Regions from separate parts of the Homo sapiens genome. Here all the other regions are linked to region 2. A link is a contact called in ENCODE Hi-C or POLR2A ChIA-PET data. All regions are on one chromosome and are shown on one strand. The core of a region is the stretch at or near the end of the contact, and the rest is flanking DNA. Distances in the headings are between cores, read along the strand shown. Region 1 overlaps RNF34 (ring finger protein 34). Region 2 holds the start of SPPL3 (signal peptide peptidase like 3). Region 3 holds the start of GCN1 (GCN1 activator of EIF2AK4).

Region 1 (3,682 bases), core at 998-3,497, 520 kb before region 2:
AAGAGTACTGAACAATCCAGTAAGATTGTACTTCAGTACAAATCCATGGTCTCTGTACAGACCTATTTTATTTTATTTATTTTGAGACAGAGTCTCGCTCTTGTCCAGGCTGGAGTGCAGTGGTATGATCTCAGCTCACTGCAACCTCTGCCTCCCAGGTTCAAGCAATTCTCCTGCCTCAGCCTCCCCAGTAGTTGGGACTACAGGTGCCTGCCACCATGCCCAGTTAACTTTTGTATTTTTAGTAGAGATAGGGTTTCACCCACCATGTTGGCCAGGCTGGTCTCGAACTCCTGACCTCAGGTGATCTGCTGGTCTCAGCCTCCTAAAGTGCTGGGATTACAGGGATGAGCCACCGTCCCCAGCCTCTTTTATTTTTAAAATGAGCCAAAGATGAGGCCAGCCGAGGCTAAATGCTACAAGCAACTACTCTGAGCCTACACGCCATGTCTGATGAAGTAATGAAAGGACCATAAACCCAAGGGAATGTTTGCTGTGTCAAATCACAGCTTAGTAACCTAGAAAAGAGGCTCTGTCCCTTCCTCTAGGGAATCTGATGTTTACAAAGGAAGACACCATGGCACCTCAAATGACATCCTTTCATATTGTGAAGATGGGATAAAGAGACTTCACTGTATTCCACTGCAGACTTATCCATATGACATGACCTATTTAAAAAATTTACTTAAAGCAGCATGGGGCTGGGTGCAGTGGCTCATACCTGTAACCCCAGCACTTTGAGAGGCCGAGGCGGGCGAATCACCCGAGGTCAGGAGTTTGAGACCAGCCTGGCCAACATGGTAAAACCCTGTCTCTATTAAAAATACAAAATTAGCTGGGAGTGTAGTATGCACCTGTGATCCCAGCTACTCAGGAGGAAAAGGCAGAAGAATCACTTGAACCTGGGAAGCGGAGGTTGCGATAAGCCAAGATTGCACCATTGAACTTCAGCCTGGGCAACAGAGCAAGACTCTGTCTAAAAAAAAAAAAAAAAAAAAAAAATTGTTTAAAATTATCCAGGCATGGTGGTATGCATTATATGCCAGCTCCTGGGGAGGCTGAGGCGGGAGGGCTGCTTGAGCCCAGAAGTTAAGACTGTAGTGAGCTATGATCATGCCACTGTACTCTGCCTGGGTGGGCAACAGCAAGACTCTGTCTTTAAAAAAAAAAGGGGGGGGAGGGGGTAGAAAGGCATGCCAGTTTAAAAATTCAAATTCCAGGGGGAAATGCTTGCCCTCTGCCAAACAAGCCAATTTCCAAGTATCAAGCCTGTTACACTAAACATTTCTGTTGTCTGACATTTCTATTATCTGGCTAATAAACCAGGGTTACTTCAAACTACTATCTAAAAAATCCACCAAGCATTTTGTACTCTTTCTATAAAGAAGCCACTAAAACTTAATACACAAATCTAAGAGTAAACATTAAACTGCTTTAAACTAAGACTGTATAAATCTGAATTTTTGAATTTAAGTTTAGACAAAACCAGCACCTACTGCTTAGCTTCTATGGCCTGGATTTAAAGACTTGCCACCACCAAGTTACCAATTTGGAGGAAATGTTAAGATTTCCAGAGTCTCATCAAAAGATTACTTTGGGAGGAAGAGGCGGGTGGATCATGAGGTCAGGAGATTGAGACTATCCTGGCTAACACAGTGAAACCCCGTCTCTACTAAATATACAGAAAAATTAGCCGGGCGTGGTGGCGGGTGCCTGTAGTCCCAGCTACTTGGGAGGCTGAGGCAGGAGAATGGCATGAACCCAGGAGGTGGAATTTGCAGTGAGCTGAGATCACGCCACTGCACTCCGGCCTGGGCAACAGAGCGAGACTCTGTCTCAAAAAAAAAAAAAAAGTTTAGACAAAAAGCACAAGTGCCCACAAAACTCTGGCAACTTATGCTGCTTCTAAAGGGAAACCATGACCTGCTCAAGCCAGTTACTACCAATTGTGGTTGCAGACAAACAAGTGGGAGGCCTTGATTTACATGCTTTGATCTTCAAAAGCAGAAAATTTTTTTCTTTACTATTAGCCACACAAACTTTCTGCCCAAAGCACAGGGGCATCTGCCTCCTGGTGTTCACAGGTATTTTCAGCTCTGTTGATGGACTAATAAATTCTGAGCACCCAAGGCCATATGTGTTACTCACTGCACAGTCAGGAGATAACAGACTCTGAGAAGTGGCCACTCCCAGCTGCACTGAAATGACAGTTGGTCTCAACTCAACCATCCTGAGTCAAGTCAAGTTGGACCTAAAAGAGATTTCACAACATTTTTGCATAATAGCTCAAGTTCCTCTTTTTTTTTTTTTTTTTTTGAGACGGAGTTTCGCTCGTCGCCCAGCCTGGAGTGCAATGGCACGATCTTGGCTCACTGCAACCTCCGCCTTCCAGTTTCAGGCGATTCTCCTGCCTCAGCCTCCTGAGTAGTTGGGATTACAGGGACCCGCCACCATGCCCAGCTAATTTTCGTATTTTTAGTTGAGACAGTTTCACCATGTTGACCAGGCTGGTCTCGAACTCTTGACCTCATGATCCACCCGCCTCAGCCTCCCAAAGTGCTAGGATTACAGGCATGAGCCACCACACCTGGCCCAAGTTTCTCATTTCTTATGTGGTACTGGAAGGGTTAAGAGCAACTCTGGCATCAGAGCTAGGTTCAAATTCTGCATAGCCACTTTTTAACCATGAGGTTTTAGACAAGTCTAACTTCTCAGAGGTTAGAGAAGCAAAGCAATGTTTATTTCAGAAAGTTGCTTTGAGGACTGCAGAGGCAACTACAGCACCTAGCGCAATACCTGGACACAAGAAACAGCACATCAGCAGTTAACCTTACTGATAAGCAAGCAGGAAATGTAAGCACTGTTGCTCATGTGGCATTGTTTTTTTCTTTTTTTTCTTTTTTTTTTTTTTTGAGACAAGGTCTGGCTCTGTTACCCAAGTTGGATTTCAGTGGTGTGATCTTGGCTCACTGTAACCTCCACACCCAAGGCTCAAGCCATCCTCCTACCTCAGCCTCCTGAGTAGCTGGGACTACCACGCCTGGCTAATTTTTTCCAAAGACAGGGTTTCGCCATGTTGTCCAAGCTAGTCTTGAACTTGTGAGCTCAAGCATTCCTCCAGCCTCAACCTCACAAGGTCCTAGGATTACAGGCGTGAGCCACCGCACCCGGCCCCCATGTGACATCTTTGAAGGTGCTCCCACCATCTCTTCTGAAGAGGGGTGCTAGGCCAGGTCACTTGATTTAGGAACTGACCAAGACAATGTAAACAAAAGCTTTTAAAACTAATTTTATTCCTAAAGTTAAAATCAGCTAGCGGGTAGCACTGAAAATACACCTTCACTATACAAAACAATGTAAACTGATTACACATTAATAAGGAATTTAGCACACACACTTCTAATAAAAGAAGCTAGATGCAGCCCTTGCTATAAAAAGCTATACCTGAACAAAAATGGACATGTGGAGTCTAAGGCCCTGGCAGTCGACTAGAGAATGTCAGTTGTTCCCAATTATGTTTAAATGCAGAAACAGCAACAATGTGGAAACTTACATTCATCAAATGTTAGCATTTAAAATATACATGACTAATAAAGTGAACATTCAGAGGAGCCACTGCTCAGCATGTTCCATGTCGGCCACTTGTGGACACTGATCTCATCCAAAGAGGACAGAAGTTTCA
Region 2 (3,562 bases), core at 576-3,075:
GCAGATGTATGGGCAATGGCCAACTGATCCATTTGGAGATAGATTCAGGGTGTGGTGTTCCCTGTAAGCCTGGGCAGGCCCTGGGAAACTGGAGCAGAGCTAAATTCTGGCCTAAAGTTGGGCAAGCTGCAGAGAAGCTTGAGTACGTTGGTTTCAGGTGTGTGAGTTTTGCCTTCTGCAGAGAAACAGGGGGGTGAAGGGTGGGGGTGGAGGGGTGTCCAGGAGGGTTAGTGTATCTGTTGCCCAGGCATGTTTCTAAATTCTGAAGCTGCACTGGTTAATCATTTTTATTCATGAACACAGTAACTGGCAAGGAGGCTTAGCTGGGCCCTCAAAGTCTGGCCTCAGTGCACCTTCTCAGTATATTTTCTCAACACTCCAGCACAAATCACCCATCCCACTCTCGGATTCAAGCTCACCAGGAATTGGGCCTTACTTCATGCCATTCTTTCTTTCTAGAATGCCTTTTCTTTTTTTTTTTTCTTTTTCTTTTTCTTTTTCTTTTTTTTTTTTTGAGACAGAGTCTCGCTGTTGCCCAGGCTGGAGTGCAGTGGCGCAATCTCGGCTCACTGCAAGCTCTGCCTCCGGGGTTCACGCCATTCTCCTGCCTCAACCTCCTGAGTAGCTGGGATTACAGGCGTCCACCACCACGCCCGGCTAATTTTTTGTATTTTTAGTAGAGACAGGGTTTCACCGTGTTAACCAGGATGGTCCCGATCTCCTGACCTCATGATCCACCCACCTCGGCCTCCCAAAGTGCTGGGACTACAGGCGTGAGCCACCGCGCCCGGCCAAAAGAATGACTTTTCTTTGATAAGCCTCTCACCCTTTCAGACGGCCTCATCCACTCCTGGGGAAGCATTCCGCAGTACCTGGGGCCTCAATTAATCTCTCTCTTCTCTCTCCATCTAAGCTCCAGATTCACTTTGTTGGTCTCTGGTCTAGCTCTACCGTGTTTATTTCTGTGCCGGTTTCCAGACCTCCAAATGGACGGTTTCCTGAGCCTTCTGCCCTTGCTGTTCCCTCTGCCAGGAACTCTTTTCCTGTGGATCTTTGCAAGGCCAGCTCTCTGTCATCATTCAATATCAGCTCAAATGTCACCTCCTAAGCGAGGCCTTCCTTGACCACCCTATCTAAAGTAACCCACACCTCTGCTCACTCTCTGTCCCCTCACCTTGTGTTACAAAATGTGTTTTTGTAAAACTTAGCAGCATCTGAAATTATCTTATTTGTGGGCTTGGACTATGTCTCTTCCTTTAGAATGTAAGCTCTAGGAAGGCAGAGTGAGTTGACACATGGTTGGCACCCAACAAATATCTGTTGATTGATTCTGTGAAGGCAAGCGTGGGGTATTCGACTTGGTGCCGGGCCTGGGCGCAATAAAGGTTGGCTGCCTGGAATATTTGCTACCTGAATGAATGAACCAAGGAACATACGAACGAAGGAATGCAGCCCTCTGCCTGTTGACTGACAGGTTGACTGACAGTTGGGGGGCCCGTGGCCAGCAGACTGTTGACTGACGGTTGACAGCTGAGTGGCAGCCAACAGACGCGCATCGGGGTTCCCGATTGGCTGGTGCAGCAGCCCCTCGGAGAGGGGCGGAAGAGGGTACCCGAGGCGACATCTCCGCGTGGGGAGGGGGGCGGCACCAGGCAGCGGGAGGCGGCCCAACTGCTCTGGCTGTGCGAGCAGCAGCCGCCTAGAACCCAGGAGCCGACGTCTCTGCGCATGGGCCCGGCTCGAGGGGCGGGGCGCGCATCACGTGAGCGTGTTTTGGGCACGTGACCCGCGCGGGGCCAAGGCTCGCCCCCGCCCCCGCCCCTCCTCCCCTCGGCGGGTGTGATCGAGTGGCCTCGCCTCATCGCCTAGCGCCCCCCTCAGTCGCCGCCGCCTCCGCCCGCCGGCCATGTCCCCCGGCCGCCGCCGCCGCCGCCCGAGCGCGGCGCTCCCGCGGCCCCGCGCGCAGTGAGCGCGGGCCCGTCTTGCCGTTCGCCCGCCCCAGGGCCCCCTTGTTCTCCGCGCCGCCGCCGCCGCCATGTTGGGTTTGGAGCTGCAGCGGAGCCGCCGCCGCCGCCGCGGGTGAGGGAGGCCGAGAGCGGAGCCCGCCCCGCCCCGGGGCCCAGGGAGCGGGGCCGCTTCGGAGCCCGGCCTCTCCCCGCCAGCCGCCTTCCCGGCCCGCCGTGCAGCCAGCGAGCCAGCGAGCGAGCAAGCAAGCAAGCACCGGACCCCGGCCGCGCCTTCAGCTACGGCCCGAGCGAGCCCGCCGCCGCCGGGCCCGGCCACAGCCTGCAGCGGAGCCCACGAGAGGCAGCGCCATGGCGGAGCAGACCTACTCGTGGTGAGTGCGGGGCTCCGGGAGGCCGGGAGGCGGCAAGGGTGGGGGTCGGGGCGCCGGCGCGGCCCGCCGAGGGGAAGAGGAGGAAGAACAGGTGCGTGTCGTGGGGGGGGGGCGCGGGTTGGGGTGCACGCCCCCCTCTTCCCCACCGGAGGGGGCGGCTGGCGCGCACGGAGGGCGGTGAGTGGCCGGGGACCTGGCGTCCGAGAAGGGGAATGGAGGAGGAGGCAGCGGCGGATGTCATCTGGCTATGGGCGGAGCAGGTGATGGAGAAGGGGAGCATGACCCCGGGGGTGGGAATCCCACGGATGGGAAGTTGAATCCGACAGGCACCCCGGAACTGACTCGTGGGGGTGTTTCCTGGGCAGGAGGACTCGAAGGGGTGGAGAGAGGCAGGCCAGGGCAAAGGTGGGCCGCTGGGCTGAGAGGAAGCTCTAGTGAGAACAGGTGATAGAGGCAGAACTTCTAAGTTGGGAGAGTGGAGCGGCCGCCGCTTGGCTCTGGGACAGGGAGCGCAGGGAGAGTTGGTGAGGTGGGCAGAGGCCCGGGAGTGAGGGGAGGAAAACTGCGGGGGTAGAGTCCACGAACCTTGGAGGGGAGTCACTGGTGAAGAGGTTGGAAGAGGAGCCTGAAGAACCTGTTTCCTTTTCCTTCTGGAAAAGGAATTCGTTGGTGACAGTGGGGCATGGGCAGAGTCTTTGTAAGGGTTGGTACTATTATTTTCAGAGGAATGGCGCCCAGGGCCAAGTGTGGAGGTGGAGGACCTGCAAGTTAAGTTCATTTCTGTGGGGCTTTTAAAGTTAGTAAGTAGCTCGTTAAGGGCCGAGAAGCGAGAAGCTACTGTGTAGTTTATGGGGTGACAACCTACATATCCGGAGAAGGGAGTGCCAGGGTTTGGGGGAAGGAACATGAGGGGTCTCCCTTTAGCATGTAGAGGTGGGATATTTGCAGGACGGGTTGAAGGAATGATGGCAGTATCCATGAAGAGTGGAAATCGGGTAGTGAGAAGGAAGTCATAGCTGGAGAGTGAGGAAGCAAGAAATGGCATGATCGTAGGAGTGGGGGACCTGATTGCAATTTAGAGAAATGGTTTGAAGATGGTTTACTCTTGAAGCAAATGTGGTTTGGGACAGAACTGTAGACATTCCCTTCTTAGAAAAGAGCATAATAGAATGGGACGAGCATGCCGTGTGGAGTTGGAAGACCTATTTCGGAGGTCCGGTTTGC
Region 3 (3,458 bases), core at 684-3,183, 710 kb after region 2:
TGTTGCCCAGGCTGGAGTGTGGTGGTGTAATCATAACTCACTGCACCCTTGAACTCCTGGGATCAAGGGATCCTCGTATCTCAGCCTCCCAAGTAGCTGGGACTACAGGCACACACCATGACACTCAGCTACTAATTTTTAAATTTTTTTTTTGTAGAGATATTGCACAAGCTGGTCTCAAATTCCTGGCCTCAAGGAATCCTGCCTCAGCCTCCCAAAGTGCTAGGATTACAGGCTTGAGCCACCATGTGCCTGGCCCTTAATTTTGAGGTTTATAGTGCCATATGCTAGAAACGAAAGCCATGGTAAAACCAGAGCTTTGTATTTAGGTGTTGATGTTTGGGTATCTAAATGAAGCTACCAATCAAACATCCTATACAGTTTTCTAGACACAGTTGTAACTATTACACTAGAATTACTGTTTCTATGGCTGCTGCATACTTGGAGTAGGTTTAGTGTCAGCTGAGATAGGCACCTGGTGGATGCTGGGGCCAGTCCCCTAGAGTAAAGTTTTTCAAACTGGGTGGTGCTCCAACTCGGTGGTAACCAATTTATATTTTCGAGATAGTCTCAAATATATTTGAGACTGGGGTGCAGTGGCTTGGACTTGGCTCACTGCAACCTCCGCCTCCTGGGTTCAAGTGATTCTCCTGCCTCAGCCTCCCAAGTAGCTGCAATTACCGGAGGCTGCCACCACACCGGGCTAATTTTTTTGTTGTTGAGACAGTCTCGTCCTGTCACCCAGACTGGAGTGCAATGGTATGGTCTCAGCTCACTGCAACCTCTGCCTCTCGGGTTCAAGCGGTTCTCCCACCTCAGCCTCCCCAGTAGCTGGGACTACAGGCATGTGCCACCACTCGGCTAATTTTTGTACTTTTAGTAGAGACGGGGTTTCACTATGTTGGCCAGGCTGGTCTGGAACTCCTGACCTTGTGATCTGCCCGCCCTGTCCTCCCGAAGCGCTGGAATTATACAAGGGTGAGCCACCGCACCCGGCCTTTTTTTTTTTTTTTTTTTTTTTTGGTATTTTTAGTAGAGACAAGGTTTTGTCATGTTGACCAGGCTGGTCTGGAAATCCTAACATCAGGTTGATCTACCCACCTCAGCCTCCCAAAGTGCTGGGATTACAGGCGTGAGCCACCATGCCTGGCCCCAGTATTTAAAGAGAAAGCAGCATCTGCTGAGAATAGGTGTTTTTGTTGTGATTCCTGTATTTCACTTAGAGATCTGTCTGCTGGAACATGATATATTCATTCTAACTAGGTCTGTGTCAAAGGTTTGAAAGCCACTGCTAACAGGGCTGACAACTAAGCTGTGGAGACCCTGTTCCCTAAATTGCAGCCACGTCTGCACGTAGCCTCTTGCCCTGTGGCCTTCAAAACTCCCAGCCTGGGGCGTCCAGCATTTCCCCAGGGCAGGGGCCTCGTTCAGTTCTGAACCTTCCCTGACCTCCGTATCCAGCCACGTTTGCTAACCCTGTACAAGTCATCCGCCAACTGAACTACAAACTGAGGACAAAAGACTAGTTCACCGACTCTTTTACCTAGTTTTTAGTTCCTGCTATCTAGGAAGCAACACTTGTTTTTCTAAAGAACTTAGTCATCACTCAGGAAAGGCCCACGTAGGGCTGGCCCTGCGGGCTGGAAGTGGGTCAGGGGCTGCAAGGCGGGCCCATAGCGTTACACCGCGGGCTCACCACGTTACAAGCGCTAGTCTCCCACGAGGCGCCCGGGGCTGAAGAGCGGGCCCTGGGGAGGAGGCCTTGTGGCTCGGGCGCGGGCCAACTTTAAGCCCGTGATCCGGCTGCCCGGGCTGCAGCGGCCGCCGTCCTGCCCGGGGGCACCAAGCCCGGGGCCCTGCCCCCGCTGGCTCCCGGCCTCGCCCTGCCGCGTGGGCCACGCTGTGACCCGGAAGCGTTCCGGAAGCGGTTCCGGAGTCAGCCCCGGCAGGATGGCGGCGGACACGCAGGTGAGGCGGGCGGCTGCGGGGCCAACGCGGCCAGGGACTGGGTGCGGACGGTGGCCGTCGGGCGGGGCCCCTCTCGCTCCTCGGCTTAGGGGCGTTGGAGGTGGTGGCTGTGGAGGTCGTAGTCTCGGGGCCGTCTCAGGCTGGACTCTCAGGGCTGCGGGCTTGGCCCGGCCCGGGCGGCGCAGGCAGACCGCGGGCTCGAGGAGTCCGGGGCTCCCGCCTCGACTTCAGCAGCTGGAGCTCGGCGGGGCCTTTGCCCGACCCCAGAGTTGCAGAAGTTCACTTTACCGAGCCTCTACTTCTTTTCTCCAAAGCCCTCCGGCTGTGAGCCCCGGGCCAACGCCAAGTCTTCCTTAAACTTTGTATTCAGCAAATATTCTTTGAGCACCTACTATGAGCAGGGACTTTGAGTGTAGTCTTTGGATTCATACAGATCTGGGCTTGAGTTCCTGCTCGTCGATTTCTGTGACATGCCAAACAAGTGACTTAACCCCGCCAAGTCTGCCTTTTCATCTATAAAATGAAGTTAAAACAATACTTATCTTAAAAGGTTGTTGTGAAGGTTCAGTGAGATAAAATACGGCTTGATATATGTTGGTTGTTATCAGATCCAGGGTTAGTGAAAAGAACTGTCCTGTCCAGGAAGAGTGTTACCTATGGGTACCTTGTAGTTCAGGAAGGACCTGGGAAAACCTTTTCCTCCACCCAGTTGTTATGTTTTAAGGTGAAAAGACATTGTCATGAGGCAGGGGAAGAACAGGTGTCTAAGGACAGCTGGGCTGATTTGGTGTCTCCAGGGTGATGGGATTGATTTTTATGTGTAGGCCCAGAAAATGACCACTTAAGCATTCAAAAAGACATTTACTGAGACTCCTATGCAGGTGGCTGATGTTCAAGTTATGTTGTACTGAATACTAGAAAGAAAAGCTTAGTATGAGAGGGTTAGGGGAATACATGCTGAATGTTTAACATTGATACTCACTTGAGGGAAAAATCTCTAGAGCTGCAATGTCCAGTATGGCAGCCACATGGCTTAAGTTTGTTAAAATTAAATTAAATAAAAAAATTCATTGTTTGGCTGGGCGTGGTGGCTCACCCTGTAATCCCAGCACTTTGGGAGGCCAAGGCGGGTGGATCAGTTGAGGTCAGGAGTTTGAGACTAGTCTGACCAACGTGGCAAAACCCCGTCTCTACTAAAAATGCAAAAAATTAACCGGGTATGGTGGCATGTCTGTAATTCCAGCTACTCAGGAGGCTGAGGCATGAGAATCGCTTGAACCTGGGAGGCAGAGGTTGCAGTGAGCTGAGATCGCACCACTGCGCTCCAGCCTGAGCAACAAGAGTGGGACTCTGTCTCAAAAAAAAAAAAAATTTAGTTCTTCACTTGTACCAGCCACATTTCAGTGCACAGTTAGCCACATGTAGCCAGTGGCTACCGTATTGGGTGGTGCAGGAGAATATTTCTGTATTTTATAATTTTTGTATTTTTA

Evidence for each region. Hi-C counts contacts between places; a loop is a spot of excess contacts on that map. ChIA-PET counts read pairs that join two places held with the same protein, here RNA polymerase II (POLR2A). Pooled maps may share reads with other maps.
Region 1: a loop to region 2 is called in a pooled map, with 4 times the contacts of the local background. The contact joins the enhancer-like site here to the promoter of SPPL3 in region 2. A Hi-C loop is called at or near these places in 1 of 50 pooled maps. POLR2A ChIA-PET finds 5 or more read pairs at or near these places in 2 of 52 experiments (WTC11 and endothelial cell of umbilical vein).
Region 3: a pooled map shows a loop between it and region 2 (6-fold over the local background). The contact joins the promoter of GCN1 here to the promoter of SPPL3 in region 2. A Hi-C loop is called at or near these places in 6 of 50 pooled maps. POLR2A ChIA-PET finds 5 or more read pairs at or near these places in 2 of 52 experiments (BJ and naive thymus-derived CD4-positive, alpha-beta T cell).

What each region holds. Positions count from the first base shown.
Region 1 is chr12:121,423,941-121,427,622 of GRCh38, reverse strand. RNF34 (ring finger protein 34) reads right to left here. Exons shown (of 6, transcript NM_025126.4): 6 at 3,275-3,682. It also overlaps a transcript of KDM2B not described here. Among named protein-coding and RNA genes, the nearest start is that of MIR7107, 19 kb to the left of the region's middle. RefSeq lists an enhancer at 2,034-2,113. Within about 2 kb of position 2,247, at least 8 of the 41 ENCODE cell types and tissues checked have a DNase peak (open chromatin) inside an H3K27ac peak, as active enhancers do.
Region 2 is chr12:120,902,621-120,906,182 of GRCh38, reverse strand. SPPL3 (signal peptide peptidase like 3) reads left to right here and starts at 1,825. Exons shown (of 11, transcript NM_139015.5): 1 at 1,825-2,338. The coding sequence starts at 2,316. It overlaps XLOC_009911 (a long non-coding RNA gene), which reads right to left and starts at 1,488. Exons shown (of 2, transcript NR_131215.1): 1 at 1,411-1,488. RefSeq lists silencers at 1,626-1,985, 2,066-2,285, 2,426-2,475.
Region 3 is chr12:120,193,190-120,196,647 of GRCh38, reverse strand. It overlaps GCN1 (GCN1 activator of EIF2AK4), which reads left to right and starts at 1,933. Exons shown (of 58, transcript NM_006836.2): 1 at 1,933-1,968. The coding sequence starts at 1,951. RefSeq lists a silencer at 1,636-2,225.